Regions from separate parts of the Mus musculus genome. Here all the other regions are linked to region 3. Evidence: chromatin loops called from intact Hi-C (ENCODE). Cell type or tissue: left cerebral cortex. All regions are shown on one strand.

What was found. Hi-C counts contacts between places; a loop is a spot of excess contacts. Peaks named below come from ENCODE experiments on the same cell type or tissue, not always from the same donor. Only the 100,000 strongest peaks of a DNase experiment are listed, where the experiment ranks them.
Region 1: it touches region 3 in a loop (2.6-fold over the local background); 3 of 42 quality-filtered maps call a loop at or near these places.
Region 2: a loop joins it to region 3, with 2.8 times the contacts of the local background. A loop is called at or near these places in 4 of 42 quality-filtered maps.

Annotation. Positions count from the first base shown.
Region 1 is chr5:117,027,781-117,035,780 of GRCm38, reverse strand. No RefSeq gene overlaps it. Among named protein-coding and RNA genes, the nearest start is that of Gm30028, 14 kb to the right of the region's middle. In left cerebral cortex, a CTCF peak has its summit at 3,426; DNase peaks (open chromatin) are centred at 3,478 and 3,936.
Region 2 is chr5:116,649,808-116,657,807 of GRCm38, reverse strand. No RefSeq gene overlaps it. Among named protein-coding and RNA genes, the nearest start is that of Srrm4, 62 kb to the right of the region's middle. In left cerebral cortex, no CTCF peak of the experiment used is centred here; DNase peaks (open chromatin) are centred at 2,641, 2,868 and 3,115.
Region 3 is chr5:116,589,722-116,597,721 of GRCm38, reverse strand. Srrm4 (serine/arginine repetitive matrix 4) reads left to right here and starts at 5,905. Exons shown (of 13, transcript NM_026886.3): 1 at 5,905-6,388. The coding sequence starts at 6,258. In left cerebral cortex, a CTCF peak has its summit at 4,441 (motif pointing right); DNase peaks (open chromatin) are centred at 6,630, 6,850, 7,544, 7,838 and 4 more places; H3K4me3 peaks cover 3,552 bases; H3K27ac peaks cover 2,397 bases.

The sequences.
Region 1 (8,000 bases), 440 kb before region 3:
TGGGTTCTGGGATCCAACTAAGGTCCACACATTTGCCAGATAAGCACTCTCTCAGCCGAGCTGCCTCCTCAGACCCTACTGAACTTTAGCTCCCGTGTCACTATTAGCTATAGGCTCCTCCTCTGCGGGGCTCTCATTCTGGTGGGAGACAGCAGGCGGGGACTGCCCTTTGGGTGCATTTTCAAGCTGTGATAAATATTCAGAAGAGTGCAGTGTGCACAACATTACCAGTGCCCTGACGGCGACAGGTAAGTGTCTCTCGAACAACAGGTGTCGTATGAATGGCTGGTAGTATTATCATATAATGAGTCTTCTAAAACCTTTCCGTAGCAATTATTGCCGAGACTTTATTGAGCGCTTTATGTGACCCAGCCACTATGCTGAGTACCACAAGATGATTATCTCTCGTGCTAGATGCGGATGCTGAGGCTGGCTCTCCCTGTCTCCTAGGAAATAGCCCAATAGGTAGTTGGGTATTTGAACCTTCCCTGCCACCCCCAGGTAGGGTTTCACTATATAGTTTGGACTCATCTCATCACGCATGATCCTCCTGCCTTAGCCTCCTGTGTGCTTGGGTGACAGGCATAGCAGCTTTACCCTTCCTTGCATGGGCTCTCCTTTCCTAGGGGTCCCCTGTTCCTCATCTTCTCGGGTTGGATGATGTGTTTCATTCCAGGCTTGTGGCAGCTGCTCCATCACTTTGCCCATTCTGCAGCCCTGTGGACATCTGCCGAATGTGTTGTCCTATAGATGCTGCTGCCTTTCCGAGAGCCTTGGTCCCCCTACTCCCCAGAATCCTGTCCAAAACTGGCTGCAGATGAGGTGCTCAGTAAAGAACACCTGCCAATGCTCTGTGCGAATGCATTGTGTCTGTAGGGAAGACGCTTTGTCTCCAACAGGCAGAGTGGATTAGAAAGGGGGTTTCTTTTGGACCCAGTGTGAATGAAAACCCAGAAGGTCTTCTAATTCTGACTTGCAATGAGCAGTGTGGCCCGTTAGCTAGCTACTCAACCGCTTGCCCTTGCTAGATGGCACAGACAGCTCTGAGTCCATTTCTAAGGTCTGTCTAGACTTCCTCTTCCTCCTGTCTTCTCAAGTGTGGGTGATACCCCTTGTGTGCATCCCCCAGGACCTTCTGAGGGCAAGAGATGGCTTCTGTGGGCATGGTGACTGTCTTAGCTAGCGTTCTGTTGCTGAGATAAACACCCTGATCAGAAGCAGCTTGGAGAGGACAGGGTCTATCGTCTCTCGGAGACCACAGTCCTTCAATTTTTCAACTCCGTAGTCACAGAGTTGTGTGACCAACATGAAAATCTATGTCTAGGACATTTTGTCAACCAAAGAGACCACATACTTATTCTCAACTACACCTACTTCACACTCCATAAATTTGCTTTCTGTATCAGGGCTTGACACTTCTTGACATTTTATGAGAACAGAACGGAGGAAATGTATAGCCTTTCATTGCTGGATTATTTCTTTTAGCATAGTCTATTCATACTGATCACAAATAAGTACTTTATTCTTTTTGAGAGCTGACTAATATTCCATCTGACCTGTATACCCATCAGTTGACTAATATTTGGGTTTTTTCCAACATCATTCCTCCTGAAAGAGGAGTGACATTAAGTTCTGAGTTTTAAATATGTCTTATTCCTTGCCCAGGGATGGAGGGGGGTCCTGTCTGTTATGTTGGAGTGTCTCTGATGAGCATGATTCCTGGAGCAGAGCTGGTGTCTACCAGTTGGCTTTGTGCAGAAGAACACATCTGTCAATGCCTGCTGTAATAAATGGTGCCAGTCAGGCATCCGCTGCTCTCCTAGGCCTCCCGTTCACAGGATAGAACAAAATGGCGGTATTTTGGGTAAAAGAAAACACCATGAACTACTTTGGACTCGCTTCTTTTTGCTCATCTTGGTGTGTCTAGGAACTTTTAATTTAGCACCATGAGGGCTGGGAAAGATGGCTTAGCAAGCAAAAAACACTGAAGACCAGACTTCCATTCTTAGAACTCAGCTTGGTGGCTTGCATATGTCACCCCAGCCAAGATGGGAGAAGAGATAGAAGGACTGGCTAGAAGCTCATGAACGTACCATAGGGACAGAGTCAAGAGAGACTCTGCCTCAAAGTAAGATAGGAGGAAAGAACTGACACATAAAGAGTTGTCCTCTGGTCTTCACAAATGCACCGTGGAATGTGTATAGCTTTGTATGCAAATACCCACCACACACACAGACACACACACCATACCACATTTATACCCACATACATGCAAATACACACATACCACACAAATACTCCCATGCACACATACACTCTACACATATAACACATACATTCTCTCATATACACACCACACACAAACATACACCACACATATTCTCTCTCTCTCTCTCTCTCTCTCACACACACATACACACACACACACACACACACACACACACACACACCATACATACACACTACACACAATGCATACACTCTCTTTCACACACATACCACACATATATTCATGCACACATACACACTCACATGTACATAAATACATGTAACCAGCTGTCTGGAAGCCATTGCTATCATGCTCTCCCCACCATGGCGGGCTCTGAACAGTGAGTCCGAATAAGCCCTTCCTTCCTTAAATTACCTTGGGCAGACATTTTGTGCAGCAGGATGGAAATAAGTTACACAGAGAGAATAGTTTAAGATGAGGCTGGTCTGGGATGTACCATCTCTGTCTCTGTCGACTCTGGCACAGAGTACGAACGTGTTTGCTCTGTATCTATTCTGAATTCATAACCTATACATCTGGGGAAAGGCTATGACTCAGGCCATAACTATCCTTCTGTTTTTGGAACCTACAAGAGTTGAGTTGTTGCCCGGCAGTGGTGGTGCACGCCTTTAATCCCAACACTTGGGAGGCAGAGGCAGGCAGATTTCTGAGTTCGAGGCCAGCCTGGTCTACAGAGTGAGTTCCAGGACAGCCAAGGCTATACAGAGAAACCCTGTCTTCAAAACAAAACAAAACAAAACAAAACAAAAAACAGAGTTGAGTTGTTTTTTAAAAAAATCTATTTACTTGAATTTGGTGTGTATAACTGTTTTGCCTACTTGCATGTATGAACACGATGTAGGTGTTGAGAGCTGAACCATGGTCCCTTCCCAAGAGCAGGAAGTGTTCCTAACCTCTGAGCCATCTTTCTAGTTCTCTCCCTGTTTGCCTCACGGTGTCCTGGTTTCTTCTACCATCTGCAAGATGGGGCCCATTTGTTTAACCAAGCCATTATTTGACTGGATGCTGCACTGGCAGTTGTTCAACTCGAAGGGGCCCCTTCCAAAGGCCACGGTGTGCAAAGGCTGGCTTGGAGCCCACAGAGGCAGACTCGCTGCACTGCCAACTCCCCCTCCATCAGGGTAGCTCAGAACCCAGATGGTGGCCTCCAGAGGGACACCGCTAGGACAGATTTGCTTCCAGCAGGCGGATGGCTTTAGCTTCAGGAAACAGAGTAGATTTTCAGAGGAAGCCAGGGAGAGCAGATCTGGTTCCAGGAAGGGGTGTTGCCTCAGGCGCTCCCATGGAAAAGAAAAAAAATGGAGAAGCGGCAGATGGGGACTGTTGGCCGGGAAATGACGGTGCTCGTTCAATTAAAATATCAAATGAAGAAGTAATAGGAACAGGGTGTTTAGTAGTGGGCTTCTGATGGCTCAAACCAGGCTGACAGAGGCAGACGATCAAAGTTGCATCATCACAGGCACAGAAGAGATAGGTGGTCATGAAAGTTTCTGCCGCTTAAAATAGCCTCTCCCTTCTTCACTCTTTCAAAGCACCGAAGCATTGATGTCAGTTTAGCAGGTCAGTAGCTATTTATAACCACCACCTAAAGAACTTTCAAACACTATGCAAAGTCTAGAATAGTTCTTCTGTTTAGATTCCTCAGTTTCGAAGCCCTGTGAGTTCCATCCAGACTTGTGTGTGTGTGTGTGTGTGTGTGTGTGTGGTTCTGCTCAGTTTCTTCCAAGGAGAAGATGGAATGTGAGTTCCTGAGTGGCAAGGGCTGAAGGAGAGAGAGCAGCCAGTCAGCCCTTCTCGTACTCATTCTGCCTTTGAGAGAGGGTATTCGGTGGGCTCAGTGGGTCTCTTCCTCAGGACTCTTCTGATTCCTGAATAGAAATAAAGTCACGTGGCTGTGTTTAACAGCAAACTCTCATAGACCCCAGAGCATCATGGGATTGGATTATGGTAAGGCAGCCTTTTTTTTTTTTTTTTTTTTTTTTTTTTTTTTTTGGTGATCTCTATACTTCCCACGATGCTCTCTGAAGTGGAAACTTAAGGGTTTTTTTTGGAGAGTCAGTTGTACTGGATGGTATTTTCCTGGGGCAAACGTGATGTGAAGGAGTGTTTTCCTGAGGTGGATACGGCTGAAAGGCTAAGGCAGACTCATGAAGGAATGTTTCACTGAAGCAGACACAAGGAGAGAAGATGTTCTGCTTATGCAAGCATGTGAAAGGACGTGTGATGAAGGATTCTTTCCTGACAACACCCATGTCTTGGTCTTCCATAGACTGTGTAGTTGAACTCCATTTGTTGGGGCTCCATGGACTGGGGCTGATTGGAAGCACACGCTGAGGCAAGATCTGTGTTGAGGCAAAGCACATGGAGGACACGTGATGTCTGGAGGGTATACATAGAACTTGATGGAGTGATGGAGACGGAGCTTGGCTTGTTGGTACAACTAGCTGTGCAGTGCTTACAGGTCTCATGGCTTCGCTGATCTTAGCTTCCCTGAGAGAGGCACAGCCAAGCACTTCTCCTGGTGTTCCTTCTGGTCCCTCCTGCTGACTCAAGCCTAGGCTGAGGCCTGGCTGTCTCTGCTAGGCCATGTCACTGCTATTGCGGACCTGACTCTACCGAACTGGACTGCTGGTGTATCCATGAGGTGTTTGTGAGTGGATCAAGCTGCTGACCTGTGAACTGAACTACTGATTTCCAGAAAACACAGACAGGAGTTGCTCTAAAGAATCATTCTAAACAGGTCCACTTCCCCCCCCCCCCCACCCCAAACTTCCTTTCCTACTACCTCTGGTGGGTGGTGAGCTACAAGGGAGATTAAAGTGTTTAAGAACCTTCATAAGAATAGGATTTGAAAAAAAATTAAAGTTACACCTCTCTGCAGAGTAACTTCCTCTGCCCCTTTCCATTTTCTTCTCCCATTGTAAGAAGGAACCAAACTGAAGGCATTTTTACTCAAACTTCCATTTTGAATAGAGGAACAAATGAAGTTTCAGTTCTCAAGACCTCCCTGGATGACTTTCATCCTGGTTGGCAAGTTCAGACATGAATGTTGTGTAAGTTGCTCCAAGACAATTGAGTAAACCAACCATTGAGAATGGGAAGATCTGCCCACTTTGGGTGGCACCATTCCCCAGGAAGAGAAATTTAGAGCAGAGTAGCAGCCTGATTCTCCACTCTCTACTTCCTGATTATGGATGCCATGTACCGCAGAAGAAAACATCCCCTGGAAAGCTACCTATCCCTGAAAAATGTAACTGTAACTTGGCACAGATATTTGTGGTTTTCAGGCATAAGAACTCTGGAACATTCTGGCTTGGGGTCACAGTTCAGCTTTGGAGTCTCTTCTGTGTCCTCGATTGATCTCGAGTGTCTTAATTACAATAAAGTTTTGCTTTCTGTATTGACTTGGTGTTTGAGTTGTGTTGGCTTTAAGTGGACCCAATCACACTTTGATTTCTTTGTGGCTTGGACTGTTGGAAAGCCAATACAGACAGCCTCTGAGGCACTGTGCATTCCCTCACAATGACTTCTGTCTCTGTGGCAGGAACTGGACGGCAGTTAGCGGGGAGTCTCACTTCTCACCAATTTAAAACTTGTGTAAGGCTTAAGTTCCTGCCTTTGCTTACAAGGTTTTTATGTGAAATGAGCATTCACCAGGAGTGCCTTTGTGAGAGAGGCTTCCAGAAGATGTTCCCCAAGTTCTCATTAGCATATGCTAATTATGCATAATAACGAATTTCATTACATCATCATCCTACCTGGGTATAATGCATTTGATTTTGATTACATTAGCTCCTAATTACCCTCTGGTGCCTCTTCCACTTTCTCTGGTTTCCATCCTTTCCCAACTAACCCCCTTCTCTGTGTGTCTTGAACATGTATGTGTGCATATGCATGCCTGTGTGTGTTTGTGTGTATGGAGGCCAGAGGATAGCCTTAGCTGTCATTCCTTAGCTGCTTTCCACATTGTTTTCTGAGACATGGTATGTTGGCTTGAGTGAGAATGTTCCCCATAGGCTTATATGTTTAAGTATTTGGTCTCTAGTTGGTAGAATTATTTGGGAAGGACTAGGAGGTGTGGCCTTGTTACAGGAAGTGCCATCAATGGTTGCAAAAGACTCATGACATTCCTAGTGTACCTCTTTGCCTTCTGCTTGCCGAAGATATGGGCTCTAGGCTGTCTACAATCATGAAATGTTTTGTTTTGTAAGTTGCCTTGGTCATGATGTTTTCATAGCAATAGAGAAATGACTAATACCAGGGCCTCTCACTGACCTGGAACTCATGGATTTGGTTAGTCTGGCTGGCCAGTGAGCCCTAGGGATCCACATGACTTCCTCAGCTGTGGAAGTAAAAGTTTATATAATCTTGCCTGCGGGAAAACAATTTTTAAAAATAAAGTATTCTTTGTGGCTGGAGAAACATATTGTTAACTGCTGTCCACTCTGACCAAGGCTGAGAGCATCACCAGTCTATGTGTGAAAGCACGGGGCTATAGAATGTAGTCTGACACCATGTACATTTAACAGAACAACAGGAATCTGTGCCCCCCAGATTTTGTGGCCATTCCAGGTTTACAATGCAAGGCATGGGTTTCCTATTTGTGAGGCAAGCTTCAAATTCCACCAGAGAGTGGCTGGTTACCCTCACAAAAGCCATGGTACCACCACACTAGTGGCCACATCTTTCCTGGAGGTCAGTGCTGGTAATCTGTAGGATCCACCTCTGGGAAGACCTGAGGGTGACATTCTGTCAGCCTGAGTTTTCTAGGACTATGAAAACTAGCAGGCAGGAAGGAAGGTTCTAGCTCAGCGTCAGCCTGATCTTGCATCCAGATTGGGTGGTGACTTTAGCAGCTGATCTTTCCGCCTAGCTTTGGTGTTCCTTGGCTTTCCCTACACTCCAATAAACATGGATTCTGAGGGTGAACTCACATCTTGGTGCTTGCAGGACAAGCTCTACTCACTGAGCCATCTCCCCAGCCCAAGTGTTTGCTGTTGTTGGTCATTTCGGGCCTGTGTATTTCTCTTTTTTTTTTTCCCCTTGTGGTGTGTATTAGTCAGGGTTCTCTAGAGTCACAGAACTTATGGACAGTCTCTAGACAGTAAAGGAATTTATTGATGACTTACAGTTGGCAGCCCAATTCCTTACAATTGTTCAGTCGCAGCTGTGAATGGAAGTCCAAGGATCTAGCAGTTACTCAGTCTCACGCAGCAAGCAGGCGAAGGAGCAAGAGCTCGAGCTAGACTCCCTTCTTCCAATGTCCTTATATTGTCTCCAGCAGAAGGTGTAGCCCAGATTAAAGGTGTGTTCCACCACACCTTTAATCCCAGATGAAAGGTGTAGCCCAGATTAAAGGTGTGTTCCTTAAACTCGGAGATTCAATCTTCTGGAATCCATAGCCACTATGGCTCAAGATCTTCAAACCAAGATCCAGATAAGGATCTCCAAGCCTCCAGATGAGGATCACTGGTGAGCCTTCCAATTCCGGATTGTAGTTCATTTCAAATATTGTCAAGTTGACAACCAGGAATAGCCACTACATGGTGCATGATGGTTTCCTAATCCATTTATGTCCTTGGGCATTTTTGATGGTGGTTGCGTTGACAGGAAAAGGCTGCATGGAGCTAGGTAGTGGCCAGCTGTTGATGAGGACCTGTTTCAGGCAATGGAATCGGGGTCAAGGGGGCATCTGGGTAGTTGTCCAGGC
Region 2 (8,000 bases), 60 kb before region 3:
TCCTTTCCCACATGTTTGTGGGAAACACATGTTTGATTTTTCTCTGGAACCCTCTTATTTTTTTCCTGGGACCATTTCTGTGGCCACAGGCTTAAAGCTATCCACTGGAGCCTGGTGGGCTCAGTTTCAGTTACACAACGGAAATAAATGACTACCTTTTACCCAGGATCCATCTGTTGACTGGATGGATCCAGTGGGGGGATGGGAGGATCTATGAACCTATTCCTGATTGCCTGTGGGCCATCCTAGGGCAACCACGGCTGCTTAGGGACCATGTTTATAATGTCTGAGTTATACCCCAAAGAGAACATCTCACATCTTGATTTTCTGTTTTCTGGTTCTCGTTCTCTCTCTCTCTCTCTCTCTCTCTCTCTCTCTCTCTCTCTCTCTCTCTCTCTCTCTCTCTAGCTTTATCCTGGGACTTAGAGGGAGTGGTTTAAATGTCCTATTAGGGCTGAGCACTAAACTACCCTGTATTCTAAGCATCTTAATCATCATGAGTCTCTTTATTCACTGCTGTTGGTTGCAAAGACTACTTTCTCAGATCAAAGCTGAGAAGAGTAGTTGTCTCTTGGCATAGACATAAACATTTAGGCAGGGGTTTGGTGCTGTGCCCATTTACCAAAGCCACAACAATAAGCTCCCCCTAGGGTCTGTGACATCCACAGCTATAACTTCTAGTGGGTTTACAGAATCATACATGGATTCCCTTCATGGAATGGACCTCAAGTACACTCTGAGAGTGGTTGATTGCCACCATAACAGCCATGCCACAATTGCACCAGTGAGCACTGCTTATGTGGTGCTGCAGTTCATAGAGTTTGCCACTCAGTATGACCATTGATGTCTTATTTGCCCCAGTAGGATGCACACCACCTTGCAGTACTATCAAAATCAGTACTAAGGAGGGAGCTTCCAGCACAGTGCCAGCCTTCTGTATATCTTACAGCCAAAACATGTGGTGTTTTCAACAGTAAGGTCTTATCATATAAGTATTATTATGGGTAAACAGCCCATAGTAATGGCAATAGCCTGTACTCTCCTGGGGACCTCTGGAGCCTCTTCTGATCAACAATTCACGGGGAGGTGTGGTGGTTTGAATATGCTTGGGAGTGGCACCATTAGAAGGCGTTGCCTTGTTGGAGTAGATGTGTCCCTTGTGGGGATAGGCTGTAAGACCCTTGTCCTAGCTTCCTGGAAGCCAGTCTTCTCCTAGCAGCCTTCAGACGAAGATGTAGAACTCTCAGCTCATCCTGCACGATGCCTGCCTGGATGCTGCCATGCTCCCACCTTAATGACAATGGACTGAAACTCTGAACCTGGAAACCAGCCCCAATTAAAAGTTGTCCTAGGAGTTGCCGTGGTCATGGTGTCTGTTCACAGCAGTAAACTTCCAACTAAGACAGGAGGTATCCTATACCAAGCACTGTGGCTTTGTTTAATAATACCAAGAGTTTTAAGAATGACATTATCCAGCAATACTGGACATCTCCCTCCTATTTTCTCACTAAGCCCTGCCCACTAGTGGCTAAATCTTGTCCACTCCAAGACTAGGCCCGCCCACTCTAAGAATAAGCCCCACCCACTTAAAGACTAAGTCTCACCCACTAATGGCCATGCCTCGCCCACTCTAAGACAAAGTCCCAGCCCATTAGTGACTAAAACTTGCCCACTAGTGATTAGGGCCCACATACTCTAACACCAAGTCCCACTCACTTGTGACTAAGCCCCACCCACTAGTGACTAAGCCCCACCCACTCTAAGGCTAAGCTCCTCCCACTATAGCCCTAAGTACTGCCCACTATTGGCTAAGCCCTGCCCACTAGTGACCAGACCACATCCACTCTTAGAATAAGCCATGCCCACTCTAAGACTAACTCCCCCCACTCTAATACTAAGCCCGCCCACTAGCAACAGCCCCGCCTACTTTAACACTAAGCCCCTCCCACTCTAACACTAAGTCCTGCCCACCCTAAGCCCCACCCACTCGAAGACTTAGTCCCGCCCACTAATGACTAAGCCCCACCAACTCTAAGACTAAGTCACTTATCTTTTTAATTGGTTTACATAGTAACTAATGGGGTTTCCATATGGCTTTTCCATATGTCCTTTGGTTAACTTCTGTCCTTGTCTCCCTTGTCTCTCCTATCTGCCACTGACTTCAATCCCAGCTTGAACCTTTACATATCTCCTGTTCTCCGTTCTACTTTCCTATTACCTCTGTTCTACGGCCTCTTCTCACCCAAGACACCCCACCCAGAGGCCCCTAGTCTCCTGGCTTCCATAGATATTCCAAACCAAACATATAAAACTAAAGATTTGAATCTAGGATCCACATATGGGAAAGAGCACATGGCATTTGTTTCTCTGAGCCTGAGTTACCTCATTTGGTATAATTATCTCCAATCCCCTCTGTTTGCCTGCAAAATTCTTAATTTCATTTTTCCTTACAGCTGAATGGAATTCCATTATGCGCATTCCACGTTTCCCTCCCCATTCACCCATCAGTTGATGAATACCTACGCTGCTTCCACGAGCTGGCTATTGTTAGAAAAAGCAGTGGGTGTGTACGAGCACGCGCCTCTACACTAGCAAGCAGAGTCCTTTGGATATATGCCTGGGAGTGGAATATCATGGAGTCACATGGTGGTCTATTCCAACTTTGTGAGGAATCTCCACACTGATTTCTATCTCGGCTACGCCAGCCTACACTCCCACCAACAGTGAATAACTCTGGACAGTTTGGAGGATTTTAGGTGAAGCCAAAGAATCAGGATGCCTCTTTGCAGGTGTTTACCTTGGTTTTTAGCCATAAGTGGTCAGATTTGGGCTCCCAAAGCGATCTGGGCTCTGTAGTGTGTGAGTTGACTGGGCACGGATCCAAACATAGTGACACAGATGCAGGCAAAGTAAATCTAGAGGCAGGAAAGGGATGAGGACTCACTCAAGGTTGTAGAATTGCGTAGACAAGTTTGCCGTAGTATGAGTAATAGCCCTAAAAAATGGTGAATGAGAAGAGAGACTTATTGGCTACATTGTTTCCTTCCACGAGTGAGTTTCCAACATCTCCTAGAATTCCTGAGGAGCTTCCAGTAGGCAGACACAGGCTGAAGAATGTGAACATTTTGGAGCATGTACTAAATGCCCCCACCTCGCTTAGTCATTGTGATCATCTGCTTGACAGAGACAGTGTGAGACAGGAAGGGTTTATTCTGATTCATTGTTTCAAGGAATCGGGCCCATGCAGGGCAGCGGGGATGATGGGGGCTGCTCTCCTGTGCTCTGTGAGCAGGAGGCAGAGGGAAGTAGAGTATGCTGGTGCTTGCTTCCTCTTCCTTTTTATGTTGCCTGGGTCCTAACCTGATGAGAGGATGCCACTCACATTCACAGTGAGTTTTCTTCTCTGTTGACCCTCCCCCCGCCCGCCCCCCTCACCGAAACTCTATGATAGACACACCCACAGGTCTGTGTTAGTCAAGCTTCTAAGTGATTCTCAATTCTGTCAAGTTGACAATCAGAATCAACCGTGACAGAGAACAAAGAGGCTAATTTAAACCACAAAGTTGTGGGAGGATACAGGGTCAAGTTCAGATCTCCACTTTTATCTGCTTTCCCACTGTAGGGAAAAAAGATAGCTTTCTTGAAATACGACTATATAAGAAGTATTTCGAGACAGTTGTAGAGACAGCATAGTTGTGAGGACCTGAATTCTGTCCTCAGGACCCATGTGTATGCTGGGCACAGCAGATCCTGCACCCATAACCACATCTCTAGGGAGGTGGAAACAGGTGGATGGGTCCCTGGGACTTACTAGCCATTCAGCTTACTCAGTGAATTTTAGGCCAGTGGGAGATCCTATCCAGTCAGACAGAAAGACAGACAGACAGAGATGAGATAGATAGATAGATAGATAGATAGATAGATAGATAAATAGATAGATATGATATAGATGATAGATGATATAAATATATAGATGATAGATAGAGATGATAGAGATGGTAGATGATATAGATATATAGATGATAGATAGATAGATAGATAGATAGATAGATAGATAGATAGATAGATAGATAGACAGATATGAATGATAGATTAGATAGATGGCTAATAGGTGATAGATGGATAGATAGATAGGTGATAGATAGGTAGATATATAGTGTCTTAGTCAGGGTTTCTATTCCTGCACAAACATCATGACCAGGAAGCAAGTTGGGGAGGAAAGGGTTTATTCAGCTTACACTTCCACATTGCTATTCATCACCAAAGGAAGTCAGGACTGGAATTCAAGCAGGTCAGGAAGCAGGAGCTGGTGTAGAGGCCATGGAGGGATGTTACATACTGGCTTGCTTCCCCTGGCTTGCTCAGCTTGCTTTCTTATAGAACTCAAGACCACTAGCCCAGAGATGGCACCACCCACAAGGGGCCCTCCCCCCTTGATCACTAATTGAGAAAATGCCTTGCAGCTGGATCTCATGGAGGCATTTCCCCAACTGAAGCTCTTTTCTCTGTGATAGCTCCAGCCTGTGTCAGGTTGACACAGAAAACCAGCCAGTACAGATAGATGGATGGATGGATGGATGGATGGATGGATGGATGGATGGATGGATGGATAGAATGTGAAAGATGTATGTCATCTACATAATGACACCTGAGATATGCTCTAGATCACTTTATATTGCATGTACACACACACACACACCCATGAGCCTGCATGTACACAAACATGTGCACATACACCTGTGCAAAAGATATGCAAGATAAACACTGTTGTCTGTGTTTCAGTCACACCATCATCCCTGCAACAATCACAGTAACCAAGAACAAATGAAATGCAATTGTGTGAACCCCGGCTGCAGAGTTACTCCTGAGAGCGTCGAGGAAGCATCTCCATGGAGAAAGGAAAGTTAAGGACTTAGTTCACTGGGTGAAACAGGAACAGTGGCTCCAGGGCAATGTTCGCAGGGAGGATGAAGAGACAGTGCGTCTGCCGTCTCTAGGAGTCTTTAGCTGTATTTCCTGGCTGAACACTAAGGCTGTTATCAGGGTTGGAACAACTGTCAACCAGCAATTATCAATCAACTCCAAGTGAAGGCAGAAGCTCGAATACTGAGGGAGACAGACATAGGTAACCCTCCATAGCTAGACACCTGAGTCCACTCAGACTCAGTGTCTCCAGCTGCTATAGGTGACCATTCATTCCAGATCAAGGTGGCCTGTCTTCTGGCTTCCCGGGGCCACTTCTTCCCACCTCTAGCGTAACTCAGGGAGCACTACCTTCTCAACTCTGTGCTATATGAAGGTCTTAGTCTTGTGCATCTTTGTATCCGACTCCCATGGACAGTAATAGACACATAATAGACACCCGAAAATGATCGCTAAAAATGGTGATTGCGTTTTCAAGCCTTTGAAACTGGTTTGTACCAAATCAGCATTTCTTAAATAACTCTCCCCCCACCCCACCCCCACCCCCGGAATGAGAGAATGCTAAGTAATTGGAGGGTAGTCGCAGCTGTTGTCACAATCTTGATGATTCCGTGTCTGGTTCATTCCATCTGGTTAATCAGACCACTCCACACTTCTGGCCACACGGGTTGAATCATGTTTGGGTCTGTGACCCAAGGTTGTTCATTAGTGAGAAATGTTGTCTTCCGATCTTAGTGTGTGAGCTCAAAATGTCACGGTCAAATGCAAACCCTAATGATAGTAGCAAACAGAAGATGGGTTCTGGTAGCTGAGGAGAAAGGAACAAAGGGAGATAACAACGGTACTACACACAAATGTAACAGACGTGCAGCTTGACCTTCATGTGGGTCCTGAACAACTGGAGCGGGGGCTACCCCAAAAGCTGTTGCCTGTCCACGGAATATGTTCTTCTAGCTGGGCTGCCTTGTCTGGCCTCAGTGGGAAAGGAGGCACCTAGCCCTGAATAGACTTGATATGCAGAGTGAGGGCACTAACCAGAGGGCCCTTTCCTGCTTAGAGGACAAGGGGAGAGAAGATGGAGGGAAAGATTGTGGGAAGGGGTGACAGGGATGGAGACAGTAAGTGGGATATAAAGTGAATAAGTAAAAATATAATATTTAGTAAGCTAGTTTTCAAGGCCAAATATGAAACAAACAAACAAACAAAAGAATGTGATTACAACCAGAATGGAGGAAGGAGGGGGGGTCTCAGGAGGGAGAGCAGATGGTATGATGGAAACCCAGACCCAGTTAACTGGGAGAGAATGCAATCCTAGGACTGAAAGCCACATGAACCAATTCGTTCTTGTTTAAACTAAATTCTTTTCTATGCAACTAAAATGTCACTACTGATAGGCTATAACTGCTCCTCAGAGAGGCACAAATAAAAGGCTCTGACAAGTCCTGCAATATGGAAGCTTGCTTTCTCTCTGTATATTGTTATTGTTGTCGTTGTTATCATTGTTTAGTCAAGTATCTCCCAAACATAGACACAAGGTCCCTTTTCACAGTGACAAATATTAATACCTGAAGGTCTACCAATTTTACACATTATGAGATATCCAAGGAAACATGTGTTATTTGGGGCTGAGAGAAGATATATTAAGTAGTCTATGCAGGCTTTGAACCCATGACCTAGGTCAGCTGAGTGGGGAGATCTGAGGGCTGAGTTAAGGAGTCCTCTGTCCCAGAACCATTCCTAAGCAATAACAGCCTTGCACTGGGATCAACTCCACCAGTTATTACTGCTATTTACTGAGAGCAGTGATTAAAACATTAATATCAATTAATACTAAATTAATATCAAATAACGGATTATGTCAGAACCAAGTTCTTTCCGTCGCAAGTCCTCATTTGAGAGCTTGTAAAGAATCTAAAAAGCACGGACGTGGCTGTGACTACTGCTGCGCCACTCTTCTAAGCATCCAGTCAAAGACCCTCCTCTCCTTACCCCCAGCCTATGCTCCCTTCTCCCTCAACCAACGTGTCTCTTGGGGGAATTGTAACATAGGCTGTCACCACTGAATTTTTGATAGTATGGTCTCCATAGATGTGCAACGAGAAGTGGAACCTCCAAGACATCCAAACCAGCTCTCCTCGGAAGCCCACTCTGAGGAAGGTGGGGCTGTGTGGTGATCGCAGGACGGAACAGGGCTGGATCCCTTGTGTCAATCATTGGTGTTTCCCTAACAACACCCCACTAAAGTGGGGATGAGAGAATGTATCTCGGAGAGTGAAGGGACCGGGGCGAGAAGTGGGGACTTCAGACCTTGCCTCTGTCACCTGCAAGCCTAATCTACCACGCATCTCTGGGTTTTAGTTTTCTCCTCAGGAAATTAGGGACGACAAAGCTTTCACTTTCCCCCTGACAAGACAAGGCGCACATTGCCACAGTGATTAAAAAAGCAATGTGAGTAGAAGCAGTTTTCAAACTCTCATGTAGCCTTAAACCACAAAGTGGCCACATGCTAGATTATTAATACTGGGTTGTTTGGAAAGGTCTACATTTTTTTTCTTTTCAAATAAAACACGATAAGTTTTTAAAGTCAGCTATAAAACTGGCATTAAAACATACTGTTTACATAAAATATCCAAATGTGTGTTTCTGCATAGAAAATAAATGTGTTTTCCAAATTACTAGCAGTGGAAAGTGGTTTTTAACCTTTTCCAATTTGTTCTTTTATGCTATTCAAATTTTTATAACGGACACGAATTGTCAGTATGGTATTTAGAAAGGAAAAAAAATACCTCTTTTCATTTTCGTATGGCAGACGAAGACATAATTTGCTCAGATCACCCTTCAAAAGTGACCCTCCACCCTGCTGTGAGGAAGTGGGGAGAGCCTGTGCTCTCCCTCAGAACTACAGCTTTATTCAGTGTGAAATATTAACTGCGAGGACATTGATGGCACACCATGTTTGATCTATACACACCCTGTAAAAGAGATCCCACCAAGCTAATTAGCATACCCATCTCCTGATAAGCCATATGCCACCCTATCATTGAACCTTAAAAATAAAATCTATTTTTTACCAATTT
Region 3 (8,000 bases):
ACCTCCTCCCCATGTATTAAAGGCCTGGTCACCAGTGGAATGATGGTAGGTTGCTGCAGATGAGCCCTTCAAAAGATGACTGGGATCTGGGATTCTTCTTTTTCTTCTTCTTTTTCTTCTTCTTTTTCTTCTTCTTCTTCTTCTTCTTCTTCTTCTTCTTCTTCTTCTTCTTCTTCTTCTTCTTCTTCTTCTTCTTCTTCTTCTTCTCCCTCTCCCTCTCCCTCTCCCTCTCCCTCTCCCTCTCCCTCTCCCCCCCTCCTCCTCCTCCTCCTCCTCCTCCCCCCTTTCTTTCTCCTCCTTCACGTGCATGTGCGTGTGTCTCTCTGTGTGTATGTGTGCGCGAGTGCGTGTGGGTTTTGTCTTTTCTTGTGATGCTGACAATGGAGGTCATCACCACATCTGCAAACCGGCGATGTTTAAAGCTATCACATATTTTCTGTGTATTAAAAAGAACACAAGTGCATGGTGTAAGGCAAACAGTTTGCTCTGCTCCAGCACCTGATGTCTTTTTCACCATGGATTTCAAAGCAATCACACCAATCAACCATGGACTGAAAACTCTAAAACCACAAGCACAAACAAACCTTTCTTTTAAAATTGGTTGTATTAGTCATTTTGTCACAGTGCTGGGATGCTGACGACAAAGTCAAATAAGGCCCATTTGCTGTGGATGAAGACACACCCTGCAGGCATCCCATCTGTAGTGTTCACTTGCTGCCCCTCTCTGTTCTGTTCTCATTCCTGCTGCTATGACAAAACACTTTGATATAAAACAGCTTGGGGCAGAAAGGGTTTATTTGATGTACAATTCCATGTCACTATCTTCGAGAGAAATCAGAGCAAGGACTCAAGAAGGAGCTGAAGCAGAAACCACAGTGGAAAGCTGCTAACTGGCTCACAGGCTCAAGCTCAGCTTGTCCCACCTGCGTGGGCAATGGCACCTCCCACAGAGGGCTGCATGGGGAATGGCACCGCCCACAGAGGACTGCATGGGGAACGTCACTGTCCACAGAGGGCTGCATGGGGGAATGGTACCGCCCACAGAGGGCTGGTCCCTCCTACATCCACTAGGAATCAGGACATAGCTCCACAGACACCTCATGGACCAATCAGTTCTGGGCACTTCCTTCATTGAGGTTTCCTCTTCACAGATGCCTCAACATTGTGTCACAAAACTAAGGGTAACCAGGACCCCTCCCCACTGTGCACAGCCATCCCTCTGTCTCCTTTACTGTTTGTGAGAAATTTCACTGTTCTGTCATCTGCGCTCTGCTGTGGTTTGACAGGAAAGTTTCCCTGCATTTTCCTCTATCCTGGGAAGTATTGTAAGAGCTTAATCAAATTTAAATTTAAAATAAATTCCACCACAGTGTGAGTAACATGTGGGTTTTGTCTTTTCTTGTGATGCTGACAACGGAGGTCATCACCACGTCTGCAAACCAGCGATGTTTAAAGCTATCAGTTATTTTCTGTGTATTATAAAGAACTTTTCCAGACAGAAATATCCCTCATTGTTGAATAGGCAGCTCAAGAAGAAGCAGTCCACCAACGGATAAATAGGGCTCAAGGAGATGGCTCAGTTGGCAAAGTGGTTGCCATGCTTCAAGTGTAAGCTTGAAGACCGAAGTTCAATCCTCGGAACCTACTTCAGAAAAGCCGAGTGTGAGATGAGCTCATGTGGTACCACCATAGACAAAACGGAAACAGACAGAATTTCAGGTCCCCCGTGCGCAGGGTGGGCTATTTGGAGAGTTACAGGCCAGTGAGTCACCCCTGCTAGTAAACAAACAAACAAACAAACAAACACAGTAAAAAGATTGATGTCATCTAAGGAGTGACATCTGAGGTTGCTTTTGACCGCCGCATGTTACATGCACACAAGCAATACACACACACGCACACACATACACACACGAATGTGCATACATATACACATGCACAGAAAGTAGAAGCTTAACCCATTCCACTGATTTCTTAGTTTGTAAAATAACAAGTGAGATGCTGCCCTCCTTCAGGGTGCTTTGTTCATCTTCATGAGGAATTCGTGGGTGTAAGCAGAGTCCCTTTTGCCCCATCTGTCCTTCCACAACTGAAAAGATACCACCATCGGGGACAGAAGCATCCTGAAGGAGTGGATGGAAGTAGATTTTTATACAAAGAGTGCCAGTTTTAACTTACCCGGGAACTCTATCCAGAAGTGGGTTTTGGGAAGGATTCTGAGGTCTGGTCCCAGGAGTTCGAGTCAGAATTAGCAATGTCTTCCAGCGATGGCACACAGAGGGTAAATACCAGTTGTGTCACGGGTGTGTGCTCACTGTTCACTAACCAACACGCTGATGTGTATCAGCTCTTGGCATAGCCCCTGGGGAGGCAGCAAGCAGGCACACTGTGAGGGAGACAGAGATGGCTCTACTGTATACAATGACAAAGGAATGAGGCTTTGAGTTCTATCAGAGAAACCAGCCCTAATGTTTAAATCATGTAACCCTCACAAGAATCATGTGAAATATGTTTTAATGTCTCCATTTAGGATGGGGAGGGTAGAAAAATTGAGGCAGGAGTTAGTTCCTTGCCTAAGGTCATCTGCCTAAAAAGTAGCAGATCTGTGCACCACGCCCAGCTCCATCTGATTCTAGAGGCTGTGCTTTTAGCCTCTGATAATAATTGATTTTCTTTACTAAACTAGTTTCCATAGACTGCTTTGTAGCCTGCCCGTCCAGTTGACTCTGTTAATCCCCGAAGCCAGTCTATTTAAACCCAGAATATTCGGTCTTTGTGAAATACCATGCAAGGCTGCTCTGGTGATACTGGGTTATCACCCAAGAAATGTAATGTAAGATATTGAAATGGAAGCTTTGGCAAGAAGGGAGAGTTCTTCCTTGTGTACTCGACTGGACTTGAAGCACTGTGGAAATGTATCTCTCTTTCTATAAAGATGTTTCCAGAAAGTTAACTGACAAGGGAAGACCCACTTTTGTGGGACTGTGACACCAGACAGAAGAACTGGTAAGGTTGAGCAAGCTGCAAACCCCAGGAAACCTCAGAATTGAGAAGATGTGAGGCCAGCTCCCTGCCAAACTACCTGATCTGGAACATGTAACCATGATGCCCCACTGAGAGGACCTTGAGAATCGGTCATGTAGCATAAAAACCCGGAGTTCTCCATGCTAATGAGGTATTTAAATAGGTCAGGTGTGTTTAGCCAGTGAGCTTCCCTTCCTGGACATTTCTTCCTGCAAAAAGTATTTAATCCCTCCTTCACCCCGAGTAAGATGTATACGTTCACATCCGCCGTCAAATAAAGCAGTTTGGACAAGCAAGGTCCTTCATCGAGATTGCCCAGGGCTGAGGAGGGGGAGGTCTTGGTCACAAAGACTCGCACCTAAATCTCCCAGAGAAGGCCTTCTCTCTTCCAACCCATCCGGACTCTTGGCATTCACTCAAAACCAAACCGGATTCCACCCCTGTCCTGGTACCCATGGACCCCTGTTCCCAACTCCCCGAGGTCTGATGCAACTCTGAGAACACAGCAGATAGGGAACCACAGCATCCGTCCCAAACCCCACAGCATCCGTCCCAAACCCCACAGCATCTGTCCCAAACCCCGCTGTTTCACATCCTCATCTGGGAAATCACAGGCTGGGAGCCCTATTACTGACAGTGTTCTGCCTCCCCAGAGTGGCTTTCAAGCGGCATTTGGGCATCCCAGCGGCGAGTCAGACAAATAGCCCGACACGCTTTGAGTAGAGATGGACCTGTTGTTCCAGATTTTGTAAAAAGGATCCAAAAAAGATGAGCGGCAACTTTCATCTCCCTCGGCTTCTTACCACGGTGTAACAGGACCATCAGGTTCCTATGCTTTCCCCGTCCCCAACCCACACGCCATGATGGACTCAATCAAACCCTGAGCCAGATAAAGCCTTCGTCCCCTAGTTTGCTTCTTATCAGGGATTTGCTCACAGTAACAAGACAATTACTAATACAACAACTGAGGTCACTCGCTGAAAGTCTGGGTGCTAAGCCCTGAGCTTGTTCGAGGAGGCACACAACTTGGAAACCACAGCACTGTCTGCTTCGAAGCATGGGCTCATTGGCATCTTGTAGACTTTGCCTAGCTCCAGTCTTGTATGCCTCTTATTCCCAGAGTGCTCTCCCAGACCTGATTACTGTTTTTTTTTTCTCTCTCTTTAAATAGTCAAGGCTAAGAGGGAAGACAGCTCGATGGCTTTTAAAGTGACAGCCATCCAAGGGTTGCTAGGTCCTAGACGCAATCTAAGAATGAGGAATTTGAATGCAGGGGATCAGGACATGGAAAGTTCACTCCCTGGTTTACTTTCCTCTGTCCTCAAGTCTCCCAGCCCCAACCCCATCCCACCTCCTAATCTCTGCTACTCCCTTTAAAAGCCAACAAAATGCACTTCTAGTTACTGACCAGAAGGGGTCACTGCGGAGTGAGCGCTTGGCGCTCCTAAACCGGTACACAGCCATCACACACAGCCATCACACACAAACTCCTCCTGTAGCCTCTTCCAGGCCAACGCTCACTCCTTGTTCCTGTGTCCCGGCTTCTCTTGCCCCATCCTGTCCTCCTCTCCCCTACTCTGCTCCCCCCTCCGTGTACCTCCTATTCTCTTACAAAGGACTTACTTACAAAGTTCGCACTGATGTTGGGGGTGGGGGTGGGGGTGTCTTCGCTCCCCACTGCTACTAGGTCAACAAAAATTAGAGAATTTTTTCTGCCTTCAGGGTGGAACCCGGTGTCAGTGCTTGGAGGTTTGTAAGACTTAGCAGAAGCTCCTTGTAGGAGTTTCACTTTTAAACCCTGGCGGTAGGTGAAACTCCCAAGTATTAAAAGGCTCCAGAGGAGAAATGGGCTGGGGAAATCTCACTAAGATATCTTCCCTAAGAAGACCCTTACGGCAAAACGGGGAGACATTGTTGTCTACTGCCTGCGCATCTGGAGTTTGAGATTCTGAGTCTCTGCTGGGACTGGGAGAGTAGGGGGGAGGAAGAAGATGGAAAGACCAAAAAGTTACTTGTAATCCTCGGAAGCCCTCCCCCCCCTTCCCCCCTCAGTCTTTCTTTGCCAAATCGGACTGTTGTTTCACACCCAGGCTGCGGGTTCTCAGGGGGGTGGGGGAGGGGTGTTCTTTTGGAGGGCTTTGGCAGCGGGGACGCGAAGCAGGCCGGCTGCGAGGCACAAAAGAGATATCCTTTATAGCGCCGCAAGCACAGATGTGACGCTGCGCCCCTCTGCGGGTGGGGGCCGGCTCGACAGATGGCGAGAAACCGCGCTGGTGACGGATTGTCCGTCAAATGGCATTTTCGGGGTGGGGGGGTGGAAGAGCCCCCCAGGCGTAAAGAAAATCATAGGGGCACCCACACACACACACTTTGCAGACCTCGGCAGTCCATCCCAGAAGTGGGGTGGGTGAAGGCAGGTTGGCGTGGGTGGATAGGTGGGGCATTTTTTAGTAGCTCCCTCAATGGAAGATGCTCCCCAAGTCTTGCAAAAGGATAGGGAGGTGGCCCAGGCCCGGGAGTGCGCATGTAAGGGTTGAGGGGAAGGCCTGCGACGATGGAGGAAGGGTGAGGGCTAAGAGAAAGAATCTCCTTTTTGATTCTGTTTGAGGTGTTGGGGTCGCTTCTCAGAGGGGTCAGAGTCGCAACTCTGTGGCCACGGGGCCTTAGAGACAAGCGCTCGCCCCTCCCTTTCTCCTCCTCAGACCTGCGGGCTTTTGTTATGCAGATGGCGGCGGGAGGCTGAGCCAGAGAAGGAGGGGTTGCTGGGGAAGGAGGAGACGGAGAAGGGGAGGGAGGAAAGTACAGCTCGCGCGACCAGCCTCCCCTTCCAACGTCACATTGTGCAAGAGACAAAACCCGGGCGCGCCGGAGCTCACACGCGCACGCACGGCAGACGCCCCGGTCGCCTCCTCTCTGTTCTCTGCGCGGTAGAGAAAGCCGGCTAGCTTTGCTTCGCCGAAGACACGGAGCTCAGCCTGCTCCCAGCGCAGCTCAGAGCCAAGCCAAGAGGTGAACCCAGCCGGGGAACCACCTTCTTTCTCCGCTGCCTGCCTAACCCGAGACGTCCCGTTCTATCCCATCCCCCGCCCTGAACTCCGATCTCTCCCCACCCCACCCCTTGGGGGTTTCACGCGGACAGCGCCCCGGAGCCCAGGGCGTGTCATCGGGTTTGTAATCCACGTTTCAGCACTTCGGACAGCGCCCCAGGCTCCCGGGCTCCTTGGGCTTTCAGGATGGCTAGCCTGCAGCAGGGCGAGAAACAGCTGTTTGAGAAGTTCTGGAAAGGGACCTTCAAAGCAGTGGCCACTCCGCGTCCCGAGAGCATCATCGTCGCCAGTATCACAGCCCGCAAGCCGATGCCAAGGTAATGACCTCGTTCATGAGTTAGGGACACTGGGAGGTCCCCCCCCCTTTTCTTGCCTGTGCCCCAGAATCTTGACGGGTGGACGCAGGCAACTGGAACAGGGTGTCTGGACTAAGCCCGTCGTACCCGGTATCTCACGCCGGAACATGAGAAATTATCGCTTGTGTAAGGGAGAGGCTGTTGAAAAGGGACAGGAATTTTTTGACGGGGAACAACACTCCTACAGACTCCGCACCTCCTATGCAAACCCCCTTGCTTTCTTAGGGTGGGCGGTGTGGCTCGGGGTACGTACTTGACTGAAAACTTTTCGAGCTATCGCCAAGTGCATAGGTCAGGGGAGCAAAGCAGTGGTGGATTTGAGGTGTCAGGGGATGCTGTACAAGACATGAACTCAGCTCAGCCAGTGTTCAATACAAGCATTCTAACCCTTGGCCCAGAAACTAGCGGGTCTCTGAACATTTCAACAAAAGCCCATATGCTATTCCCTCAGATACGCTCGCTCCAAGCAGCACCCTCCTCCGTGTCTTAGCCTAAGCTGCTGCTCGTGTTGAATTCTTTCTTTTTCAGCACCCAAAACCAAAACTCTAAAGCTCAAAGTCAGCATGAAGATAATACTGAAAGTTTTACTTTATTTTATTTTTTAAGGATCTGGTGGCTTTGAACTTTGGAATGAGTTGGGGTGCTGGAGCAGTAGTTAAAAAAAAAGACAGGAGGGGAGAGGATGGGAAGAAATACAAAGGCAGGAGAAAAAGAAGACAAGAGGGGGTTGAGGGGGCACAGAGCCTTCCACAGCAGAGAAATACCCAATATTTTCCTAGATCGTTAGATTCAGAAGTCTTTGAGAGGGCTGTGCCCTCTGTCAGAGAAAATCAAGGCTGTATAAAAACTCATCTTTTGCTGCTGCTGGCTGAGCGGTTCTGAGAGTTAAAGGGACGATCTGGGGGGGGGGGCGCTCGCAGGATTGATTAATCCTGGCAGGCTGCATTAGGGACTAGATGGAAAACATGTCTGGGAAAAGAGCCTCTGACAGATGCCTCATCCAGCTCCAACTAACTCTGAACTTCCCAGCAAGTGTGGGGTCGACGAAGGCTGACTGGAGAAATAGATCCGAGAAGAGTAAGCCCACATCCAGGAACTTTTCTTTGTTCTGACTGATGCTCAAGCAGGTCTTTTAAACAAATGGAGCATCCAGTGTGGGGGGAATGGGTAGACAGGAAGCAAGAAGGACCAGCAGAATGGAGATCCTATAAGCAGAGTAGACATGTGAGTGGAGGTGGGGGGTGGGGGGGAGAAACCCACTGATTCCGGCTGGAGAGGTAGGGGGGTCTAGGGGTACATGTGACACCAGATGTCATTAGAGCTGGCACTGTCTGCTTGCTCAGAGGTTTTTGGTGGAGAGTTTGACGTCAGCGCTTTTACGTCCCTGGTCTTCTGCCACCGGCTTCACCTCCCTGCATCTACTGTTGGCACGGCAGTGCTACAGTGGCCAGAGAAAATGGCCTTGCAGGTGGGACCGGGGGAAATTTGTCTGGTGGCAGAAGTGTTTGGTCCATGATCTTCTATTTTATGGGCACATGGGCAGGAAATCAGGTTCTTGCTGTTGTTTTCATTT